Linked DNA regions of Homo sapiens: region 2 is linked to region 1. Evidence: read pairs that join two places in POLR2A ChIA-PET (ENCODE). Cell type or tissue: GM12878. All regions are shown on one strand. Links, peaks and the distances in the headings refer to the core of each region. The heading gives the core; the rest is flanking DNA.

Region 1 (4,721 bases), core at 236-4,235:
CAATAAGTCACAGCAAAGTCCTAACTGAGTCTATTTCAAGGGCATCCTTAAGTGACTTTTAATACCACTACAAAATCAGTCTTTGGAGACAAAAGTCAATGTATCAGGCAGTACATCAGAAATCACTCAAGACACAAGAGAGGACAAGAAGACAGAATAAAGACCTAAATGTATATGCAAACTGAACTGTTAATACTTTACGCAAGGGAAGAATGAGTGGTTAAACTAATCTTACAACGATAGCCATATCAATAGCAACCCCAACAAACTATTCTCCAGTAATATCTTTGTCTTCAGATACAATGTAATCCTAACACCTTCTTTGAGAATTTCCTGCATTGAAGCCAACCCTATCATGACTGAGGCAGGCTAAGCCATAAGGCAGATGGGAAGATGGCAGATAGTTTAGACGGTTCAGATAGTTCATATAGTTCAGACTAGCTCAGATGGCAGATAGGTGATAGGGAGGAAGTAACAAGACAAGTCGGCTAAGCGTCATGAATATGTACAGGCAAGAGCTCATACATCAGCACAGCCATGAGAGGATCCATGAATCAAATCCTCAAAGCCAGGCAGAGAAGAGCCATAGGACACTAGGTGATTAGTTCAAGCACAGCAGGACCTGGACAGCCATAAGAGGTAGAAGCCCTAAGACCCCTGAGTGTCCTGTTGTTGCACACACCCTCCCCAGAGTTCCTGAACCTCCCCCAGGATCTAGAAACTACAAAGTATTGGACCTTCAGTTGGCAACTCTTCTGACTGCTCAGTGCCCACTTTCTACTGGTTGTTAAATATTTTGAGCATCACTCCTGCCAGTGCCCGAACTTAACAAAAGCTATTCAAGACCTGGGTGCAGTGGTTCATGCCTGTAATCCCAGCACTTTGGGAGGCCAAGGCGAGCAGATCGCTTGAGCCCAGGAGTTCGAGACTAGCCTGGGCAACATAGTGAGACCCTGTCTCTACCAAAAATACAAAAAATTAGCTGGGTATGGTGGCGCACACCTGTAGCCCCAGCTATCTGGGAGGCTGAGGTGGGGGGATCTCCTGAGCCTGGGGGGTCGAGCTGTAGTAAGCCATGATGGGGCCACTGTACTCCAGCCCTGAGACAAGATCTTCTCTCTCTCTCTATCTCTCTCTCTCTCTCTCTCTCTCTCACACACACACACACACACACACACACACACACACACACACACACAGAGAGACAGAGAGAGAAAAGCTATTCAGGCTTTTGGGCTGGAGTTCCAGGCAGGATTTCAAGTCCCAAAGGTGAGCTACATTACTAAGGTAGGGAAGCAGCATTCACTGGGCCCCCATGAAATGGATGCTTGCCAAGACTCGCCATCAAGCCCCAGGCATGCTAAAAAAAAAAAAAAAAAAAAAAAAAAAAAAGACAGGCAGAGGCTCCTAACACACACTGCTCGGACCAGGTATTTCTCAGAAACAGCAATAGCCCACTGAGGATACACACAGCAGAAAGGACTGACCACTCCTGCCCACTGTCTGGGGGCTGAACCTTTGCCCTTGCATAGATCAAATGTGTATTTGGTCTGTGTTCAAGTCTTAAATGCTTTTTCTGGCAGCACATTCTCTCTCAAAAATCTGCTTACTCTGAAGACACACTTAGCAAGAAAGGAGAAAAAATATTTTCATGACCTAAAATCTTCTGATAATTTATGCTGAGTAAAGACAGAGAAAAAGCAGAAGGGAAAGCCAACAGGAGCAGGTTTTAAACAAAGATGGTTAATCAAAGGTTTGTGAGAAATGCTTGTGGCTAGTCCATTTTGTGGTGGCTACAGCATTTTTTACTGTTCATTTCTGCTCTGTCTTTGACAATGCATTACATGGATATCTGCATAAACTGTGCATAAGAAGTCACCTTGTATTGACTCCTTTTCCTAAGATGATGTTACTGAATCCAGATCAGTAGCTAAAAGCTTTGAAGAGATTTTTGTTACCTTCTCTTGCCCCTCTTGCAGTTATTTAGGCAAGAGCTATGAACTTTTTAACCTGAATCATATTATTCCTGTTGACTTTTCCCAGTAGACTGATTTAAAAGAAGTTTATTTCAATGTGGCTTTTTAAATAGCACTTACCACAGTTTGACTTATCATGGATATGAAGGGGAGGGACAGCTTCTTTTTCATCTTTGTGTCCTTCATTGCTCCTACTTATGTTTGGGCACAAAATAGACTCTCAATATGCTTTGGGTTTGATTTTTCCTTTTTAAAGATCTACTTGTGTGAAAATTTCAGAAAAAAACAAATTAGAAACTAAATCCACCTAAAATTGCAACCCTTTTTTGAACCCTATAAATAAGTGTGAATGTCCCTGTTTTGAATCTTCAAATACATCCCTCTAGAGTAATCACTGTGATGTTAGTTCCTATCATCTTGACTTCTCCTATAAAAATAATTCAACAAAAATGGGATCTTGTTTTATATATATGTTTTCTACATTGCTCTTTTTATGACATTTCAGGTTCAGGTGTACATTCTTTTTTTTTTCTTTTTTTTTTTGAGACAGAGTCTTGCTTTGTCACCCAAGCTGGAATGTGGTGGCATGATCTTGGCTCACTGCAACCTCCACCTCCCGGGTTCAAGTGATTCTCCTGCCTCAACCTCCTGAGTAGTTAGGATAACAGGCACGTGCCACCACTTCCAGCTAATTTTTGTATTTTTAGTAGAGACAGGGTTTCGCCATGTTGGTCAGGCTAGTCCCAAACTCCCGACCTCAAGAGATCCACCCACCTCAGCCTCCCAAAATGCTGGGATTACAGGCATGAGCCACCACACCCTCTTTTTTACAACTGAATAATTTTCTAGTTTATGCACGTACCATACTTAACTATTTTCCTACTGACTAGAATTCGGACATTTTAATTTTTTTCCAGTATAAACAGTGGAATAAACAAAATATCTTCAACTAAATCTTCTTTACTTAGAAGTGGTATTTCCAGTCCGTAGGAAAAAGTTTGAGAGATACTACAGGTACCAACTTTGTCTCTAAAAATGTACCAAATTACATTTCTAGCAACACTATGAAAGTGCCTTTTTAATTCTATTATCTCCATCAACACTGGATAATATAAATCTTTATATCTGTTGCCTATGTGATGGACAAAAGGCATTTTGGCATGCACCTGTAATCCCAGCTACTTGGGAGACTGAGGCAGGAGAATTGCTTAACCCGGGCGACAGAGGTTGCAGTGAGCTGAGATCGCACACTCCTGCACTCCAGCCTGGGTGACGGAGTGAGTTTGAATTTGCGTTATTTATTAGTAAAGTTAAAAATCTTTGTATATTTTTATAAGCCATTTTTTTCTCTGAATTGTCTGAATTTTTAAATTATTTTTTATATTTTTATAAGCCATTTTTTTCTCCGAATTATTTTCTTCTCTGAATTGTCTGTTCACATGCTTTGCTCATTTTTGTACAACTTATATGTATTTCTTATTGATTTGAGAAGTTTTTTATATAATATGAATAAAATAATTTACTATATATGCAGCAAGTATTTTTGCCTAGGTTGCAATCTGTCTTTTCATTTTGTTGTACATAAGTTTAGAATTCTTTTATTCAAAACTGCCAATCTTTTCCTTTATGACTTTTAAATGTTTGTCCTAGAAAGCTTTTCCCAACTGCAAAATTATAAAACATTCTCCTATACCTTCTATTTTTTTAAATCCTGTAAATGTACACTTATAATCCATCTGGAATTAATCATATGTACATTTTAATCCATCTGAAATTAATTTTTAAGTATAGTGTGAGAGACACAACTAATTTTATTTCCTGCCAAGTGGGTAACATCATCTACTTAACTATCCTTTCTCCAATGAATTTATTGTATTCATTTTTTAATTTCCTAAATATGTTAACTTTTTATTACAGAAAATTCCAAAATATAAAAAGATTTTAAAAAGAACCCTAAGTACCTATCACCCAACTTTAACAACCATTAGTGCCTCTCTATTGATTCCAAATGCCCATCTTTATTATTTACTAAACTCCTACATAAATTTGGATATATATATTTGGGCCAGGCAAGGTGGCTTACACCTGTAATCCCAGCACTTTGGGAGGCCAAGGCAGGCATATCACTTGAGCCCAGGAGTTTGAGGGCAGCCTGGCCAATATGGTGAAACCCCATCTCTACTAAAAATACAATAATTAGCCAGGCATTTTGGCATGCACCTGTAATCCCAGCTACTTGGGAGACTGAGGCAGAAGAATTGCTTAACCCGGAGACAGAGGTTGCAGTGAGTTGAGAGCCCACCATTGCACTCCTGCACTCCAGCCTGGGTGACGCAGTGAGACTCTGTCTCCGGGAAAAAAGAAGGATATATATATCTAAACACTCTGCTCTGCACCACTTCAATCAATGTGGTTATTTTTACAGCAATTATATAAACACATAAAAATTTTGATAAAAACAACAAATATATAGACTGTTTACACTGCATTGCAATGAGATAAAAAGTGTAGTAAGATACAGGCTAGCTACTGTAACAAAGAGATCCAAAAGTACAGCTATTAAAATAAGATCCAGTAACCAAGGGATCTAAGAACCCAAGATCCTACTCTATCACTGCTCAGCCTTCCCCTCCAATATTACTTGCCCACAGGGTTGAAGCTAGTTTACCACCACAATTCCTTCCCAGGCATGAGAAGAAAGGGGCTATAGGAGGCAAGCTGATTCTTTTAAGGGCTTGACCTGGA
Region 2 (4,721 bases), core at 420-4,419, 230 kb after region 1:
TGAATAAAGCTGCTTTGAATACTTTGCACAGGTCTTTTCATGGTCATATGTTTTCATTTCTCTTGGATGGACATTGAAAAGTGGAATTGTTGGTTCAGAAGTAGGTTTATATTTAACTTTATGAGAACCTACTAAATATCCAAAGTTGGTCGTATTAGTTTCATTCCTACAGGTAAGGTATGAAAGTTCTAGTTACTCTTCACCCTTGCTAACATTTGATATTGCCACTCTTTTTCATTTTAGCTATTCTTGTGTCTCATTTTAGTTTATTATGTGCATTTTCTTGATAAACAATGATGTTGGGCACTTTCTTGTGTTTATGGGCTATTTGTTTATCTTTGTGAAATCTCTGTTCAAGTCTTTTGCCAGTCTTCAAAATTGGATTGTTTGCCTTCTTAATAGTGAGTTGGGGTTCTTTATATATTCTAGATACAAATCTTTTGTCAGATTCGTATCTAGAATACAGGAATTTCTAGAATATACAAATATTTATGAGTATATTTTCCTGTGATTTTGCATATTCATATTTTTAATTATACCTTTTGATGAACAGAAGCTTTTCTTTGCATTAGGTGTATAATTTGTTGATTATTTTCTTCTTTTATGGTTATGCTTTCTGTGTCCTGAGAAACCCTTGCCTCTTCTTGCTTAAAGAATGTATTTTATTTCCCTAAATTCAGCTTTGATATTTTTAAATATTTATGTTTATTTCTATAATCTATTTCAAATTTTTGTTGATTTTTACAACAACCATTGTCTGGTTTCCCTGGCAATTCTCTGTTGTTTGCCCATTTTCTAGTTCATTGATTTCTGCTCTTTAAACTTTGAGTTTAATTTGCTTATCTTTGTCTAGCTCTTAAAGGTAGAAGTTTAGATTGACTTTGGATCTTTGTTTTCAATATAAACATTTAAAAATATAAATTTCCCACTAAGCACTGCTTTACCTGCATGCCACAGATGTTGATAAGTTGTGTTTTCATTTTTATTCAGTTAAAAATACGTATCTCTTTTTTCCTCATTTAACCATAGAGTTACCATATGATCCAGCAATTTCTGCTTGTTGACAGCCAAGAGCAAAGTGAACTTGCTCTTGTTCACAAATACTTGTATGTTTGTTTATAGCAGCATTATTCATAATAGTAAAAAAATGGGAACATCCCAAATGTCTATCAGCTGACAAATGGATTTTTTTAACTGGACATATCCATACAAGGGAATATTATTTGGCCATGAAAAGGATTGAAATCCTGATTACATGTTACAACCTCAATGAACTTTGAAAACATTATGCTAAATGAAATAAGCTAGTCACAAAAAGTCCATTTATATGATTCCATTCACATGAAATTCCAGAATAGGGAAATCTGTAGACACAGAAAGTAGTTGCTTAGGGTTCAGTGGTTGCTTGGAGTTGGGGAGCATGGCGAAAAGGGAGGTGGGGAGGTGATAGCTAAAGGGCATGGGTTTTCTTTTTGACATAACACAATGTTCTAAAATTAACTATTGATGGTTGCACATATCTTTATGTGAAAAATAGTTGAAATTATATACCCTAAATGGATGAATTATATGGTATATGAATTATGAATTATATCCTTTTTTTTTTTTTTTTTTTTTTTAAAGATAGGGTCTCTGTCTGTCACCTAGGCTGGAGTGCAATGGTGCAATCTCGGCTCACTGCAACCTCCACCTCCCAAGTTCAAGTGATTCTCGTGCCTCAGCCTCCCAAGTACCTGGGACTATAGGTGTGTGCCACCATACCTGGCTGAGTTTTGTATTTTTTGTAGAGACGGGGTTTCACCATGTTGGCCAGGATGGTCTTGAACTCCTGACCTCAAGTGATCTGTCCGCCTCAGCCTCCCAAAGTGCTGGGATTACAGGCATGTGCCACCGCGCCTAGCCGTGAATTATATCTCAATAAAGCTGTTTAAAAATGTTTTGGAAAAATGTTATCTTTGCCCTTTTGATTTATTGTTTGACCTATAGGTTTATTAGAAATGTGTTGCTTGGCTGGGCGTGGTGGCTCACACCTGTAATCCTAACACTTTGGGAGGCTTAGGCAGGTGGATTGCCTGAGCTCAGGAGTTCGAGACCAGCCTGGCTAACATGGCGAAACCCCATCTCTACTAAAAATACAAAAAATTAACCGGGTGTGGTGGTGAGCGCCTGTAATCCCAGCTACTTGGTGGCTGAGGCAAGAGAATCGCTTGAACCTGGGAGGCAGAGGTTGCAGTGATCCAAGATTGTGCCACTGCACTCCAGCCTGGGTGACAGAAGGATTTTCTGTCTCCAAACACACAAAAAAGATATGTGTGGCTTAACTTCTAAAGGTTTATAGATGTTACATTTAGGTATTTAATTTATAAACATTTAGGGATTTGTATTATTTTTTGTTTCCAATTTAATTCCACAATAATTAGAGAACATATTTTGTACAGTTTTTTTCTTTTGAAATATATTAAATGTATAAAATGGTAGCAGGTCTGTTCTCTCTGGAGTTTAGTAGTGAAGACACAGTTGTTCTATTTTTTTATTTTCCTAGGGAAGTTGATTTATTTTGAGTTAATTTGTGGAATAGTATGTGGTTTTATTGAGCCTAGTTCTTCAGTGCAAAAGCAACTAGGGGCATGACATTTGTCTGACATAAAATTAATCAGTTCTTTATTTTTATTTCTTATAGATTCAGGGGGTACGAGTGCAGTTTTGTTACATGGGTATATTGTGAAGCTCAGATATCTGGGCTTTTAATGTCACTATCATCCAAATAGTGAACATTGTACCCAATAGGTTATTTTCCAACCCTCACCCATTTCCCAACCTCCCACCTTTTGGAGTTTTCAATATCTGTTTATTATTCCACTCTATATGTCCACGTGTACCCATTGTTTAACTCCCACTTAGAAATGAAAATTTGCAGTATTTGACATTCTGAGTTATTTCACTTAGGATAATGGCCTCCAGTTCCATACATGTTGCTTCAAAAGGCATGATTTCATTCTTTTTTATGACTCAGTAGTATTCCATGGTATATATACCATATTTTCTTTATTCAATAATCCATTGATGGACACTTAGGTTGATTCCATTCATTATCGCTATTGTCAATAGTGCTGCGGTAAATGTACAAGTGTAGGTGTCTTTTTGATATAATGCTTACTTTTTCTTAAGGTAGATACCAGTAGTGGGACTGCTGGATCAAAGGGCGGTTCTATTTTTAGTTTTTTAAGAAAGCTCCATATTGTTTTCCATAGAGGTTGTACTAATTTACATTTCCATCAACAGTGTATAAGTGTTCCCTTTTCTCTGTATCCTTGCCAACATCAGTTGTTTTTTGACTTTTTAATAACAGCCATTTTGACTGGTGTAAGATGGTATCGCATTGTTTTAATTTGAAGTTCTCTGATGATTAGTAATGTTGAGTATTTATGGGCCAGTTGTATGTCTTCTTTTGAAAAATGTCTGTTCATGTCCTTTGCCCACTTCTTAATGGGATTATTTGTGGATTTTTTTCTTGTTAAGTTCCTAGTAGATTCTGAATATTAGTCCTTTGTCAGATGCATAGTTTGCAGATATTTTCTCCCATTCTGTAAGTTGTCTGTTTATTCTCTTGATTATTTCTTTTGCTATGCTTAAGCTTTTAAGTCCCATTTGTCTATTTTAGGGCTTTGTTGCATTTGCTTTTGAGGACTTAGTCATAAATTTTTTGCCTAGGCCATTGTCCGGAAGGGGTTTTCCTAGGTTTTCTTCTAGAATTTTTATAGTTTCAGGTCTTAGCCTTTAATCCATCTTGAGTTATTTTTTGTATATGATGAAAGATATGGGTTCAGTTTTATTCTTCTGCATATGGCTGTCAAGTTTTATCAGCACCATTTATTAAATAGGGTGTCCTTTCCCCAGTGTCTATTTTTGTCAATTTCATCAAAGATCAGTAGTTTGTAGGTATGTGGCTTTATTGCTGGGTTCTCTATTCTGTTCCATTGATCTGTGTGTCTGTTTTTATACCAGTACATGTTGTTTTGGTTACCATAGCCTTATAGTATCAACATTAATCAGTTATTAAAGAATAGGAACTGGGTTGTCTAGAATCTTAACCATAGTGTTCTTACATACAGTTTAATTACCATGGAGAGTCTAATAATTTGCCTGTTCAATAAGGTCCTCTGTCAGTGCTTTTGATACAGATTTTAGTTTTCTAAAATTTGCCTGAATTTAAAAAATTTTGAATCTAGTTTTAGCCTTTTGTATTTTAACTAGAAATAGATAAAGTGCAGATAATACTCAAGTATTTTGAGATGATAGAACATCATTATGTCATTTGCATCTTTATTGAAAAGTATCTTTTAGTGCTTATTTATACGTTGGTTATTTTATAATTCCTGCAATAAAATGCAGCAATGGTATATTTAGAAAATACTTCTGAAAGACTTTCTATTTCTTTTTATCTAATTTAGAGTTCATTGTCGAAATGCTGGACCTGTAGCTGTAGCTGAGAAGAGCATTACCCAGGTTGCAGAGAAATTCATATTAAGAGGTTATTGTCCAGATTGCAATCAAGTCTTTGTGGATGAAACCAGCACCCAAAATCATAAGCAGAATTCAGGACACAAAGTCCGAGTCATTAACTCAGTGGAAGAATCAGTCTTACTCTATTGCCACAGCAGCGAAGGGAACAAGGATCCTTCTTCTGACTTGCATTTATTGTTGGATCAATCAAAATTTTC

The links. Peaks named below come from ENCODE experiments on the same cell type or tissue, not always from the same donor. Only the 100,000 strongest peaks of a DNase experiment are listed, where the experiment ranks them.
Region 2: POLR2A ChIA-PET joins it to region 1 with 5 read pairs; 2 of 35 experiments call an interaction of 5 or more read pairs at or near these places.

Annotation. Positions count from the first base shown.
Region 1 is chr6:56,915,626-56,920,346 of GRCh38, forward strand. The region is part of intron 2 of DST (dystonin); the gene reads right to left. Among named protein-coding and RNA genes, the nearest start is that of DST, 37 kb to the right of the region's middle. In GM12878, for the core only: no CTCF peak of the experiment used is centred there; a DNase peak (open chromatin) is centred at 1,781.
Region 2 is chr6:57,142,639-57,147,359 of GRCh38, forward strand. It overlaps ZNF451 (zinc finger protein 451), which reads left to right. Exons shown (of 15, transcript NM_001031623.3): 10 at 4,452-4,721. The region is part of intron 2 of ZNF451-AS1 (ZNF451 regulatory antisense RNA 1); the gene reads right to left. Among named protein-coding and RNA genes, the nearest start is that of ZNF451-AS1, 27 kb to the right of the region's middle. In GM12878, for the core only: no CTCF peak of the experiment used is centred there; no DNase peak of the experiment used is centred there.